2 separate regions of the Homo sapiens genome follow, and region 2 is linked to region 1. A link is a contact called in ENCODE Hi-C or POLR2A ChIA-PET data. All regions are on one chromosome and are shown on one strand. Each heading gives the region's core, a stretch centred on a gene start or an enhancer-like site at or near the end of the contact. The rest is flanking DNA. Distances are from core to core; before and after follow the strand shown.

The links. Hi-C counts contacts between places; a loop is a spot of excess contacts on that map. ChIA-PET counts read pairs that join two places held with the same protein, here RNA polymerase II (POLR2A). Pooled maps may share reads with other maps.
Region 2: a loop to region 1 is called in a pooled map, with 2.6 times the contacts of the local background. The contact joins two enhancer-like sites. A Hi-C loop is called at or near these places in 1 of 50 pooled maps. POLR2A ChIA-PET finds 5 or more read pairs at or near these places in 2 of 52 experiments (Caco-2 and activated CD4-positive, alpha-beta T cell).

What each region holds. Positions count from the first base shown.
Region 1 is chr9:35,568,275-35,575,281 of GRCh38, forward strand. No RefSeq gene overlaps it. Among named protein-coding and RNA genes, the nearest start is that of CIMIP2B, 7.9 kb to the left of the region's middle. RefSeq lists an enhancer at 1,199-1,358. Within about 2 kb of position 2,582, at least 5 of the 41 ENCODE cell types and tissues checked have a DNase peak (open chromatin) inside an H3K27ac peak, as active enhancers do.
Region 2 is chr9:36,144,548-36,151,554 of GRCh38, forward strand. It overlaps GLIPR2 (GLI pathogenesis related 2), which reads left to right. Exons shown (of 5, transcript NM_022343.4): 2 at 3,239-3,347; 3 at 4,000-4,103; 4 at 6,325-6,402. Among named protein-coding and RNA genes, the nearest start is that of GLIPR2, 11 kb to the left of the region's middle. RefSeq lists enhancers at 3,959-4,008, 4,349-4,428. Within about 2 kb of position 3,929, at least 27 of the 41 ENCODE cell types and tissues checked have a DNase peak (open chromatin) inside an H3K27ac peak, as active enhancers do.

The DNA of each region.
Region 1 (7,007 bases), core at 1,332-3,831:
CACAAACACAATTTTAAAATTTTAAAATAGGCTAAACAAACAACCAACCTAACACTTAGACATTTAAAAATACTCCCTTGAGCTGGGCGTGGTGGTGCATTCCTGTAATCCCAGCTGCTTGGGAAGCTGAGGCGGGAGGATGGCTTGAGCCCAGAAATTTGAAGCTGTAGGGCGGCGCTATGATCACATCTGTGAATAGCCACTGCACTCCAGCCCAGGCAACACAGTGAGACCCTGTCTCTTAAAGAAATAAAAATTAAAATTAAAAAAAAAACAAAAACACCTTAACCCTTGGGGCAAAGAAAAAATTCCAGTTATACACAATTATTTATAAATAAATGAGAATTCAATCAAAGATGAATTCAGAGGCAACTTTTAGCCTCAAACACATACTGGCCTCATGATTAAGAATATAGACTTGATCCTGCTGGGTGTGGTGGCTCACACCTGTAATCCCAGCACTTTGGGAAGCCGAGGCAGGTGGATCACAAGGTCAGATCAAGACCGTCCTGGCTAACACGGTGAAACTCCGTCTCTACTAAAAATATAAAAAATTAGCTGGGCGTGGTGGCAGGCGCCTGTAGTCCCAGTTACTGGGGAGGCTGAGGCAGGAGAATGGCGTGAACCAGGGAGGTGGAGCTTGTAGTGAGCTGAGATCGCACCACTGCACTCCAGCCTGGGCGACAGAGAGAGATTCTGTCTCAAAAAATTAAAAAAAAAAAAAAAAAAAATATATATATATATATAGGCTTGATCCTGGCTCCATCACTTATGAGCTGTACAACCTTGGGCAAGTTAGCAAACCTCTCTGTATCTCTTTTTCCCTCCTCTATAAAATGAAAATGCTAATAGTGTAAGGATTAACTTAAACGGTACAATAAAGCACAATAATAAATAAACTATCAATATCATTACTAACAAATGTTCTAGTGGGAGCTGCTCTAAGAAACAATTGCCTACCTTGGCTGGTCCAAGTAAAAGAAGAAAGCCAAGAGTGGAAGGAAGAGAGGATATCTTAAGAATGGATAGATTTCCTGAGTATCCAAGGAAGGAACTGTATACTGTACAGACTGCCATATAGCTAGGCCTCGTGAAACGGGAATTGAGAACGTGAAAGTGAACAGGAGCTGAGGCAGCTATTTTCACTCTCACCCTGGGGCCAGGTGCTTCTCTCTGCACATCTGCTCAACTCCGTCTGTCTCTATCTGTCTCTCTCGCTCCCTTTTCCAAATGGACTTGTCACTATTAGTTTCTACTCCCTGATAACTCTGGTATGCATGTGTTCATCAGGAAATTTCTACACCCCACATCCCCCATCATCTCTACAACAGTGATTGCTTAAGCAGAGTGTGCTGCAGAATTACCCAGAGTTTCGATATCAAACCTATAGAAAAGTTGCAAGACAAATGTCACTTTTACCTGACTTACCAGTTGTTCACATTTTGCAACTCAGAAGTATAGTCTCCCATGCGTCCCAGAAGGAAAGAGAAACAGACACAGGTGAGCATCACCATCCTGACCTCACTCATCTCTCTCGGCCTGGCCTCACTGCAGATGCAGAGGCCACCACCTCAACCAGGCAGCTGGGGAGGGAGGAGGGCATGTGTGCAGACCATGATGGCTTCAGCAGGACAGGCTGCAGACAGACTAGCCAGGCAAATGAGTCTAAAAGCAACTAGCCAGCTAACTAAATTAACTAGCTAATAACTAAGCAGTCAATTCAAAAGGCTAGAAAAAGAAGAACGTCATAAAGCTAACAAATATAGGAGAATGAAACTGATAGAAACCAATAAATCAGAAAACAGAAAAACAATTGAACTGTTATAAGAGTTGTTTAAAACAACAACAAAACAAGCAAACTGCTGGCAAAGTTAGCCAAGAGAAAGACTATACAACACCCCTAACAGATTGAGGAAGTGGCTAAAAACAGGCACATAGGAATTTGTGGGGGGTTTTTTTGTTTTGTTTTTGTTTTTGAGATGGAGTCTCGCTCTGTCGCCAGGCTGGAGTGCAGTGGCGCAATCTCGGCTCACTGCAACCTCCGCCTCCGGGGTTCAAGCAATTCTCCTGCCTCAGCCTCCCAAGTAGCTAGAATTACAGGTATGCGCCACCACGCCCAGCTAATTTTTGTATTTTTAGTAGAGACAGGGTTTCACTATGTTGGCCAGGATGGTCTTGATCTCTTGACTTCGTGATCCACCTGCTTCGGCCTCCCAAAGTGCTGGGATTACAGGCATGAGCCACCGCGCCCAGCCAGGAATTTGTGTTTTAACTACAAAAGAATACTAGTGAAACTCTATATAAATAAACTAGAAAATGTCAATAAGAATGAATATTGTCTTGGAAAATATAAATCAAAATCAACTCAAAATGATGGAACATCTGAATAAAATAACAATAGAAAGAATTGGGCCAGGTGCAGTGACTCACATCTGTAATCCCAGCATTTTCGGAGGCCAAGGTTCAGGATTGCTTGAGCCCAGGAGTTCTAGACCAGCCTGGGCAACATAGTAAGACTTCATCTCTACAAAAAATTTTTAAAAAATCAGCCAGGCATGGTGGCGTGTAGTCCTAGCTACTCAGGATGCTGAGGTGAGAAAATCACCTCGGCCCAGGAAGCTGAGGCTGCAGTGAGCCATGATTGCATCACTGCACTCCAGCCTGGGTGACGGAAACCCTGTCTCAAAAAGAAAAAGAAAGAATGGAAAAAGTGGTCAAGTAGATGCCCCTACCAAAAGACCCACACGCCACTTGATTTACAAAATTAGCAAAAACTTAATTCAAGACAACAAATTCAATACCTAACAAACCTCACACAAGTTCTACAGATAAAAAATGCCACCAAATAAAACATCAAACTAGCAACAGCAAAAAAGCAGGATGCTTACTATCACTGTCATCTTTCCTCCAATTCATAGCAGATGCCAATAAAGGATCCCAGTCCCCTTTCTGAGATCTTCCAAGACTCTGCAAGACAGCATGTTTTGAGTGATTTCTGCCAAAGCTTCAGATGAGGGGAGTGGTGGCAAATGTTCTGCTCTTTATCACCCCTGAATTGACTGACAGCTCAGTAAGGGCAGAAACCATGTCTGTCTATCTTGTTCATGATTATATCCTCAGCATCAAGCACAAGTGTCTGGCACATAGTATGAACTACACAAGTCTAGTAATATTGTAAAAGAATAATATACATTAAGACTAGTAGAGCCAAGTGTGGTAGCTCATGCCCGTAATCCCAGCATTTTGGGAGGCCAAGGCAGGAGGATCACTTGAGCCCAGGAATTTGAGATCAGCCTGGGCAACACAGTGAGACCTTGTCTCTACTAAAAATAAAAAATTAGCCAGATGTGGTGGTACATTCCTGCAGTCCCAGCTACTCAGGAGGCTGAGGTGGGAGGATTGCTTGAGCCCAGGAGGTCAAAGCTGCAGTGAGCCATGATTGTGCTACTGCATTCCAGTCTGGGAAACAGAGAGAGACCCTCAAAAAAAAAAAAAAAAAAAGAGACTAGTAGGATTTATTCCAGAACTACCACAGTGATTAAACTAGAAAATTTCTTAGTGCAATTAACATATGATAAACCAAAGGATATAAAAGCCATTTGATCACCCTGGCAGATATTGGAAAGGTATTTTATAAAACTAAATATCTACTTGTGATTCTCCTTAAAAAGGACTTTTAGTAAACCAGGAATATAAACATGATAAAGAATATTTGAAATGAATAGCCAATATCAAACTATATCCAGAAGAAACATCAGAGAGAGGACTGGGAAATAAATCTTATCTGTTGTACCAAATCAAATCAGCTATAGTCACTTATGGGAATGTTACTGGGGAGCTTCTGAAACAGGGCCATAGCTTAGCAGGAAAAGGTACTAAGAAGGATTAACTATGTTTGTTTGCCATGGGCATAAGATGAATGCCAGCATGTCGGATTCATAGTCCTTCACTTTATAAAAGTCAGAACCAAGACAAGAATGCTCATTATCACCTTTACTATTCAAAGTTACTATAGACAATGCATAAAACAAAAATAATTAATAAGAACCATAAATATTAGAAAGAAAGAAAAGAATCATCATCGGCCTAACTACAAAATCCTGAGAAGCAACTGAAGAACAATGAGAACTAATAAGAGTACTGTAAGATGCTTATTACCTGAAAAATATATTCAAATATCAATAGCTTTATTAGGCAGCATTACCAGTTAGATGACACACTGGAGGACTTCCACTTCCAGCATTATGGCAGATAGTTCAGAAGATTATCTGCAGCAATCAACTATATATTACATAGGTCATGTGAGGTGTTGCAGCTCTCACAAAGAAAGGAGTCTTCAAGAACATACCTTCCCCTCAAAAATAACACAAAACAAAAACAATAAAACGTAAGGACAGGTGTGGTGGCTCATGCCTGTAATCCCAGCAGTGTGGGAGGCCAAGGCAGGCGGAACATTTGAGGTCAGGAGTTCAAGACCAGCCTGGCCAACATGGTGAAACTCTATCTCTACTAAAAATGCAAAAATTAGCTAGGGGTGGTGGCACATGTCTGTAATCTCAGCTACTGGGGAGGCTGAGGCAGGAGAATTGCATGAACCTGGGAGGTGGAAGTTGCAGTGAGCCGAGACCATGCCACTGCACTCCAGCCTGGGTGACAGAGTGAGACACTGTCTCAAAGGAAAAAAAAAAAAAAAAGGTCGAACTCATAGAAGCAGAGCAGAATGGCCATTACCAGAAGCTATGGAGAGACAGAAAGGGGGAGGTATTCATCAAAGGGTGCAAAGTTTTGGTTATACAAGAGGAGTAGGTCCTAGACATCTACTGCACAACATTGTGCTTAGAGCCTATAGTTAATAATATTGTATTATTATAAAATTTTTTTTAAATTATACTGAAAAATGTATATTTAAAAATTTGCTAACAGGGTAGATTTTTTTTCCATTATGCTCTTCTAAGATACTAATAAACCATAAGATGGTAGATCTTATATTAAGTGTTCTTATCACTAAATAAATTGGGCAGGAGGAAACTTTTGGAGATGATGGATATGTTTACGGCATTGACTATAGCGCTGGTTTCATGGTTCTATACTTACCTCCAAGTTCAAGCTGTATACACTAAATATGTATTGTAAGTCCTCAGTATTGTCAATAGGTTCTTGGAAATTGCAACTTTCAGAGAAATGATGTGAAATGATGGGTACGAGAGTTTACCGTACATGAGGAGAGCATGCAAACTCCATATAGACAGTGGTCCTGGCCTGAATCAACCTTTTTTTCCCCTGGCCAGGTGCAACGGCTCACGCCTGTAATCCCCATACTTTACGAGGCTGAGGTGGAAGGATCACTTGAGCCCAGGGGTTCAAGACCAGCCTAGGCAAGACGGGGAGACCCCCCTCTCTACAAAAATAAAAAATAAAATTTAAAAAATTAATTTAATTAAAATTAATTATCTGGACTAATTAGCCAGGCAAGGTGGTACACACCTGTAGTCCCAGCTACTCAGGAGGCTGAGGTGGGAGGACCGTTTGAGCCCAGGAGTTTGAGGCTGTAAGTGAGCTATGATCACACCGCCACACTGCAGTCTGGGTGACAGAGACCCGGTCTCTATAAAAATAAAAAGTTTAAAAAATGATAAAAATAAAATATTTTTTCATATCAATGTTATAAAGTAACAACAGTGAGTGAAACATCATTTGAGAACCTGCTGTACAACTTTCTGTATGTCAATAAAGTGATTTTTTAAAAAGGGAAATCATCAGAGGCCAAAAACTAGGCAAAGGATAGAAGGCACTTTTGGCTTAATGGCATTGGCCAAGCCACACAAACTTGGAGGTTCATTTTCACAGGTTCATGAAGTACTGAGAAAAGGAGATAAAACTCAGTGACCACCCAAGATGGAGAGTCTAACAGAAAATTTTTCCTGCATAAAACTGGCATGCATCAAGTTATGTCCCTTTAGTCTTTTTTTTCTTTTTCTTTGAGATGGAGTCTCATTCGGTCACCCAGGCTGGAGGGCAGTGGTGCAATCTCGGCTCACTGCAACCTCCGCCTCCTGGGTTCAAGCAATTCTCATGCTTCAGCCACCTCAGTAGCTGGGATTACAGGCGCCGCCACTACACCCAGCTAATTTTTGTATTTACTTTAGTAGAGACTAACTTTCACCATGTTGGCCAGGCTGGTCTCAAACTCCTGACCTCAAGTGACCCGCCTGTCTTGGCCTCCCAAAGTGCTGGGATTATACACATGAGTCACCGCACCCCACCTTGCCCCTAGAAATCCATCTGCCCCCCAAATCCTTCCTCAGGGGACTACAAAGAAAATTGCCTATCTCAAAACTTGGTACCAAGTGAAAAAGGGGGACATATTTCCCCTAAAACTTCATAACTACAAGCTGGCTCATGCGTGATTTGCAGATGGAATTCACTCTACCTGAGTAGTCTGAAATACTATCAAGATAATGAGGTAGGAGGTGGGACTGGACTCCAGAGGCAGGGCTCAGCAGCGGACCAAATTGAGGACTAGCTAAAACAGGGATGGGGCAGAAGTGGTTTTCCATATGACATGGCCACCAGTGTGCTATGTCAGTTTACCATTGCCATGACAACACCCAGAAGTTACCACCCCTTTCCACAGCAATGACCCAATGAACTGGAAGTTACCACCCTTTACATACAGAAATTACTGCATAGTCCACCCCTTAATTTGCATGTAGTTAAAAGTGGGTATAAATCTGAATGCAGCACTGCCTCTGAGCTGCTGCTCTGAGCATACAGCCTATAGGACAGCCCTGCTCCACAAGGACCAGTACCTCTGCAGGTTTATTAGGATCTTGGAAGAGCATAATGGGAAAAGAAAGATGTACTCTGTTACCAAATTTTTTAAGTATACACTGCTGCTTCAATAAAAGTTGCTGTCTAACACCACTGGCTCATCCTTGGATTTTCTTTCCTGGGCAAAGCTAAGAACCTCCCAAGGCTAAGCCCCAATTTGGGGGCTCACCTGCCCT
Region 2 (7,007 bases), core at 2,679-5,178, 580 kb after region 1:
CGCCCTCTGCCTTAATGCCTGTCCCCATGATCAGTTTCCACCTCCATGTCTCCCCACCTCTGCCTGTCAACCAAAACCTCACAAATCCTGGGGTTCAGAGCCCCCATATCCCTGCCCTGCCCACATTACTCTGACTGGACCTCACTGGACAGCCTCACTGAGCCCAAGTTCTAGAGCTTGCGCCGCGTACTCTTTGTCTAAGCGTCTACTTCCTCCTTCTCAGAAGGCCCACGGACAGCTCCACCATGCAGGTGTGACCTGCAGTTACCTTCACCTTCTGGGTCTGTAGCTCCCGGGTCTGCAGCCCCCAAACCCCGCAAAGGCAAGCCCTGGGTCTTCTTTCCCTCACGTCTCCTCAGAAATTCCATGGGATTTGACTTGGCCCAGGAGACATGGGAGATCTGGCTATGAGAAAAGGGACTAGGACTCCCTGTTGCATCATCTCCTCAGTCTCGGGTGAAAGGCAGCAGAGTAGAAGAAAGGCACCAGTGAAGGTGAGCTGGGGCAGAGGAAGAGAGTGGCACTTCCTTTATGGTTCACACCCTTCCTGCCACTACCCACAGCCAGTCTTTGAGGGACAAGCCTGTGGCCTGATGGGACCAATTCAGCATAAGGGCCCTCTGTGGCCCTCACTCAGAACTCATCCAACTCACCCCCATTTCCAGAGAAAGGAACTCCCAGATTCCTGAGTATGGTGCTCAGTGTCTTCATCATAGCCTGGCTGGCTAGCCCCTGTTCAGATATTTCTGGGGCCTCATATTGGGAGTTGCCTCCTTCCTGATCCCATGTTAGGTTAATCTCCAAGTTCCTTTTGCACCTGTGCTTACCTGCATCTTGGCACCTATCACATGGCTAGTGTCTGTTTACAAGGCTGCCTCCCTTCCGTATGGGAGCTCTTTGAGAGCAACACATGGCTGACTTGTCTCTGGACCCTTAGCACACAATATGGGACATGGCACAGGGGAAGCACTCAGAGAGCAGATGAACAGTTAAATGGAGGATAGATGGATGGACCTTGGATGAATGGTAGATGTATGGATGAATGATGCTGGATGGATGAGTAATGTTAGATGGATGACAATGTTGCATGGATAGATGTATGGAAGATATTAGGTGGATGGGTGGGTAGATGGAGGGAGGATGTTGGATGGATGGATGGAGGATGTTGGATGGATGTATAGATGATGTTGGATGAATGGTGGATGGACAGATGAATGGAAGATGTTGGATGGATGGATGGTTCGAGGATGTTGGATGGATGGATGGATGGGGATCATTTCAGATCCAAATTGGTATGGCTTCTGTTCACTATTGATCTTGCTTGCTTTTGGCTTCACCTACTTATTCTCTCCCTAACCACAGCCTCCTTGACTTTGCCCTTTCTGAGATCATGACCTAATTGGGCATGGGCTTCACCTTTTCCCCCACTGCAGCCCTGGGCCTGCTGATCATACCACTCACCCTCCCACCAACTCCACTTTCTTTGCTACACTCTTCTCCTATTCTGCATCTTAGTCCATTTTCTGCTGCTATAAATTACACTGGGTAATTTATTAAAAAACAGTTTATTTGGCTCACGGTTCTGGAGGCTGGGAAGTCCAAGAGCATGGCATTGGCATCTGGCGAGGCCCTCATGCTGCATTATCCCATGGAAGAGCAGAAGGGCAAGTAAGCACTCAAGACGGGGAGAAGATCAGCCCAAACTCATACTTTTACCAGGAGCCCAGTCCTGTGATAATGCCCTCTAATCACCTCTTAAAGATCTCACTCCTCCGCATGGTTACATTGACAATTAAATTTTAGCATGAGTTTTGGAGGGGACGTTCAAACCAAAGCATTCTGCCCCTGGCTCCCCAAAACTCATGTCTTCCCCACTTACAAAATATATTCACTCCATCCCAATAGCCCCAAGTCTTAACTTGTTCCAGCACCAACTCAAAGTCCAAAGTCTCATCTAAATTAGATACAGGTGAGAGTCAAGGCACAATTCCCCCAGAGACATATTCCTTCCAGCTGTGAGCCTGTGAAATCAAAAGAAGTTATCTATTCCAAAATACATTGGTGGGACAGGCATAGGATAGATACTCTCATTCCAAAAGGGAGAAATAGGAAAGAAAGTAACCAGTCCCAAGTAAGTGCACAACCCAGTAGGGAAAACATTCAATCTTAAGGCTGGAGAATAATCCTCTTTGATTCCCTCTCCTGCCTCCTGGGCATGCTGAGTGGGAGTTGGACCCCAGGGCCTCAGGCAGCCCCACCCCCATGGCTTAGGGCTGTCCGGCTTCAGCTCTCGGGTGGAAGCCTCGTGCTTGCAGCCTTCCCAGGCGGGCGTTACATGCCGGTAGCTCCACAGTTCTGGGGTCTTGGGGCGGCTGCACTTCTACAGCTCCATTAGGCACCGTCCTAGTGGGGACTCTGCGGTGGCTCTGCCCCTGCAGTAGGTTTCTGTGTGGGTCCCCAGGTTGTCTGATTAGATGGCACCCACCCACGTTGAGAGTAGATCTTCCCCACTCAGACTCACACACCAGTCTCCTCTGGAAACACTCTCACAGACACACCCCAAAATAATGCTTTACCAATTCTCGAGGTATTTCTTAATTCAGTCAAGTCAGCACCTAAAACTCGCCCTCACACTCTGCTTCCCCAGGGCTGTCCTTCCCTCGTCTCTTTGTCTGTCTCTCTGTCTCCTTGGCTTCACCCACCCAGCATAGGTGCCCTCCTCCCCAGCCAGGAGGCCTCTTTCTGGACTCCCAGCTCTGGCCCATTCCAGTCCCCTCTGCTCTCCCTAGGTCCAGCCTGAGATACCCGGTCTCCTTCAGATATTTTACTTCCAAAGTCCTATTGCTGACTGTCCAGGTCCCCAAATCTGCTCTGTGTTTCTGTGCATCCTCCACTCAGCAGCCAGCAAGGTCTTTGAGAAACACATGGAGCTCACTGCCCTGCTCCCTTTCAGTGGCTTCCCATTGCCTTGGATAAAGACCCAAATGCCTAACAGGGCCCATAAGGCCCCACATGATCCACGGGCTTTAGATGTGCAGAGATGTGGAGCGCGATGCCAGGTAGGGTGAGCAGTGGCGTGGAGCAGGGCCACTTGGCTGGGGTGCCAGGTGTTGGAGGGGAGCAGCAGCCTGTCCACATGGCCTAAGGTTTGAGCTGGGTGTTGCTTTCAGCATGCCATTATACTTTTGATGAGTGTTTTCTCTGCACTGAGCCATTCTCCATTTTGCAATCATTCCAGCTTCCAAACAGTTTCATAATGAGGTCCTGAAGGCCCACAATGAGTACCGGCAGAAGCACGGCGTCCCCCCACTGAAGCTCTGCAAGAACCTCAACCGGGAGGCTCAACAGTGAGTCCCCTAGCACATCCGGGTAACTTGGCCCTTCATGTGCTGCTACTGCAGTCACAAAGGGGCCCTGTGGCCAGGCACGATGGCTCACACCTGTAATTTCAGCACTTTCAGAGGCCAAGGCGGGCGGATCACCTGAGGTCAGGAGTTCAAGACTGGCCTGGCCAATATGGTGAAACCTTGTCTCCACTAAAAATACAAAAATTAGCCATGTGTGGTGGCATGGGCCTGTAGTCCCAGCTACTCGAGAGGCTGAGGCAGGAGAATTGCTTGAACCCGGGAGGTGGAGGTTGCAGTGAACCAAGATTGCGCCACTGCACTCCAGCCTGGGTGACAGAGTGAGACAACATCTCAAAAAAAAAAAAACGTTGGGGGGCCCTGCATGGTTTTGGGGACCGGGTTTTGGGATCAGATATAACCACACTTGAATAACCACTCTCTCACTCACCTGGGCAGGTCCTTTTAGTTCCCCTGAGCCTCGACTTGTTCCTCTGTGGAATGGGACTGCTGGGAGGCTCAGAAATCATGCAAGAGTGGTGCTCCTCTGTGAGCCCGGGGCAGGGAAGGAAGCTCAGCCACACTAGCTTGGGGCACATACTTTGGGGGTTCCCTGAACTGCACCTGCTCTGAGGAGGCGCTGTGAACTCTGCAGGTATTCTGAGGCCCTGGCCAGCACGAGGATCCTCAAGCACAGCCCGGAGTCCAGCCGTGGCCAGTGTGGGGAGAACCTTGCATGGGCATCCTATGATCAGACAGGTGGGTCGCATTTTCAGCTCCTCTCCTCTCTGCGGGAGCTGGAAGAAGGACAAGTCCTCCTGAAATGCCTCCTGGCCCCAGCACCCTCGTGGTGTAGCCACAGGCCCAGGAAAGGAAAGAAAAACCAGAGCTCTCTGAATCTGCTCCCAGGCTGACTTCAGTTCACCACAAGGTCTCTGATGGCTGGCTCAGTGCCAGGCCTGTGCTGGGTGCCAGGGACACAGAGATGAGTCAGACTGACCAGGCCCCCACTTTCGGAGAAGCTCCCAGGCCGAGGAGTGGGGGTTGGGGAGACAGACCGCTTTTGTACAGAATCTCAGCCTGATTCTGTGTCCACCAGAGCATCCCCAGCTACTGAGAAATGTTATTTTCTTCCCGAGAAATTTTACTTTCTTACCGTACTGGTGATACACTACCAGTAGTGCTGGTGTATTACTTTTATAATAGGAGAAAAGCAATAGAGCTTTTTCCATTTTGGAAAAAAAAATAATAATGGAAAAGACAATGTCTCCATGCAAGGTCTCGATCTGGAATGATCCCACCATGCTGCCCAGACATTCTTGAGCTTCCTGGCCCTCTGGCCCTGACAGCCCTGATGTGGCTTTTTAGGAAGAATATTGGAGAGCTGTCTGGATCTCTGAAGCTTTCTCCAAACACCAGTGGGAGAATGACTCACTCCCTCCCCAGCCTCACATTCCTGGGAGATCCCCCAAGTCCTCTTGGTTTCCCCAGCACAGCCTAAGCCAGGGCTCCTGTGCAACGTGGTCCTTGGCACCCCCACTGGGAGGCATGTGTGAACTCCTGGGGAACCCCCTACCCACCCCTCCCTCCAAGGCCTTGCCCTCACCCTGCAGGCTCCTTCCCAAGTCCAGGCTGTGGCCCTCGATGGGCCCCGGGAGAAGGGCATAGGTTCAGGAGACATGGTCCATTCCAGCCTCGCACAGCCTCCCTCGGGAGCCTTGAGCAGGTCCCTCCCTCCTCTGCCCCCAGTTTCCCATCTCTACAGAGAGGGGGTTGGGTAGGTGGTCTCTGAGACAGTGCTTCCCTACTCTGGTCGCACATTGGAATCTTTTGTGGAGCTTTAAAAAAATACCAGGCTGGGCACAGTAGCTCACGCCTGCAATCCCAGCACTTTGGGAGGCCGAGGTGGGTGGATCACCTGAGGTCAGGAGTTTGAGACCAGAATGACCAACATGGAGAAACCCCATCTGTACTAAAAATAGAAAAATTAGCCAGGCGTGGTGGCACATGCCTGTGATCCCAGCTACTCGGGAGGCTGAGGCAGGAGAATCGCTTGAACCTGGGAGGTGGAGGTTGCCGTGAGCTGAGATCGCGCCATTGCACTGCAGCTTGGGCAACAAGAGCGAAACTCCGTCTCAGAAAACAAAACAAACCAAACAAACAAACAAAAAATGCCTGAGTCTCTCCTCCAGAGACAGACACAGTTGGTCTGAGGAAGGACCCAGGCATTAGTATTTGTTAAATGCTCTCCAGGTGAGGCTGATGTGTGGAACATGGATCAGCAGTAGCATCTGGAAGCAGAAATGCAGAATCCTAGGTCCCTCTGTAGACCTACTGAATCAGAATCTGCCCATTAACAAGATTCTTGCACACATTTGAGACTGACTGCTCTGAGGTCCCCGCTCCTGGCTCTGGCCCGGAGAGCAGCAGCTCCCAGGGAAACGCCTGCCCATATCAACACGTGTGGGGACAGTGGATGCCCCAGGTGAGGTCCCTCCTGCCCACAGTGGAGATCCGTGGCTTACCAGCCTGATTGTCTTTCCAAATATGGATGTTTCAAGAGCTGCAAATGGGGTGAGATGACAGTATAGTCTCCTAGAAACTCGGAGCATCATCAGAAGGCCCTTGCAGTACATTGCATTCAACCTTTTCATTGTACAGAGGCCCAGAGAGGGAAGGCTTTGCCCAGGATTACACAGCAAGTCAGTGTGTATGGGTTGTGGGGGATAGGTGCAGATTCCCTGACCCCAGGCCAGTGCTCTTCCCAGCCCCCCAGAAGGCCCACTCTTCAGCCTGGCCATGCTCATGGGCAGGAGTCCCTGAGTCTGCAAAGCAGCGTCCAGGATGTGTCAGCTGACTGGGGCTTTCTCAGATGTCTAATTGCCGCATTGGTGGCTTGGGGCTGATGGGAGAAAATGCAGGGAATAGGGAGTGGGTGGATTTTGTGGCTGAGTTTTAGAACAATGTCATTTCCACACAGGAAAGGAGGTGGCTGATAGATGGTACAGTGAAATCAAGAACTATAACTTCCAGCAGCCTGGCTTCACCTCGGGGACTGGTGAGTGGCAGGGTCTCACCAGTGGCCTGGCCCTGGGCAGCAATGCAGGTTGGGTGTCTGACTTCAGGGAGGAACCAGCCCTCTAAAAAAATCAATCCTTTCCTTCCTGTTTAATCTCTTCCATATTTCTCTGGCTTGACCTTGACCACAGACCAAAGCTCTCCTTTCCGCATTACATCCCCAGCTTCCCCATGCTACATGCTCTGCTCCCTCTGAGGGCCACCAGCTGGTGAATCCTGCCCCACCAGCTCAGAGCTCTTCCCATTCATGGAGTGTGTCATAGGAGACTGGATTTCCAAAGCTGCATGGAGCTTCATTCCTGAACTGGTCACCCTGTGTCTAGTCTTGTTTTCTGCAATCCATCCTGCTCTCCAGCAGCCTCAATACTTCTAAAATTGTCCCTGCCCCTGGTGCTCTCCTGATCCAACTGCCATGGCTCCCTGGGGCCATCAGGAGAAGGCTCAAGCTGCTGGCACTCCTCCTTCCACACCCCACACCCTTCCCCACCCTTGCGGCCTCCCTGGCTTTCTCCCTTCCCCTTTCTGCACTAGTTTGCAGTTCAGGAGCTTGGGGTGCAGAGAACCTGGATCTAGTCTTAGCTCTGG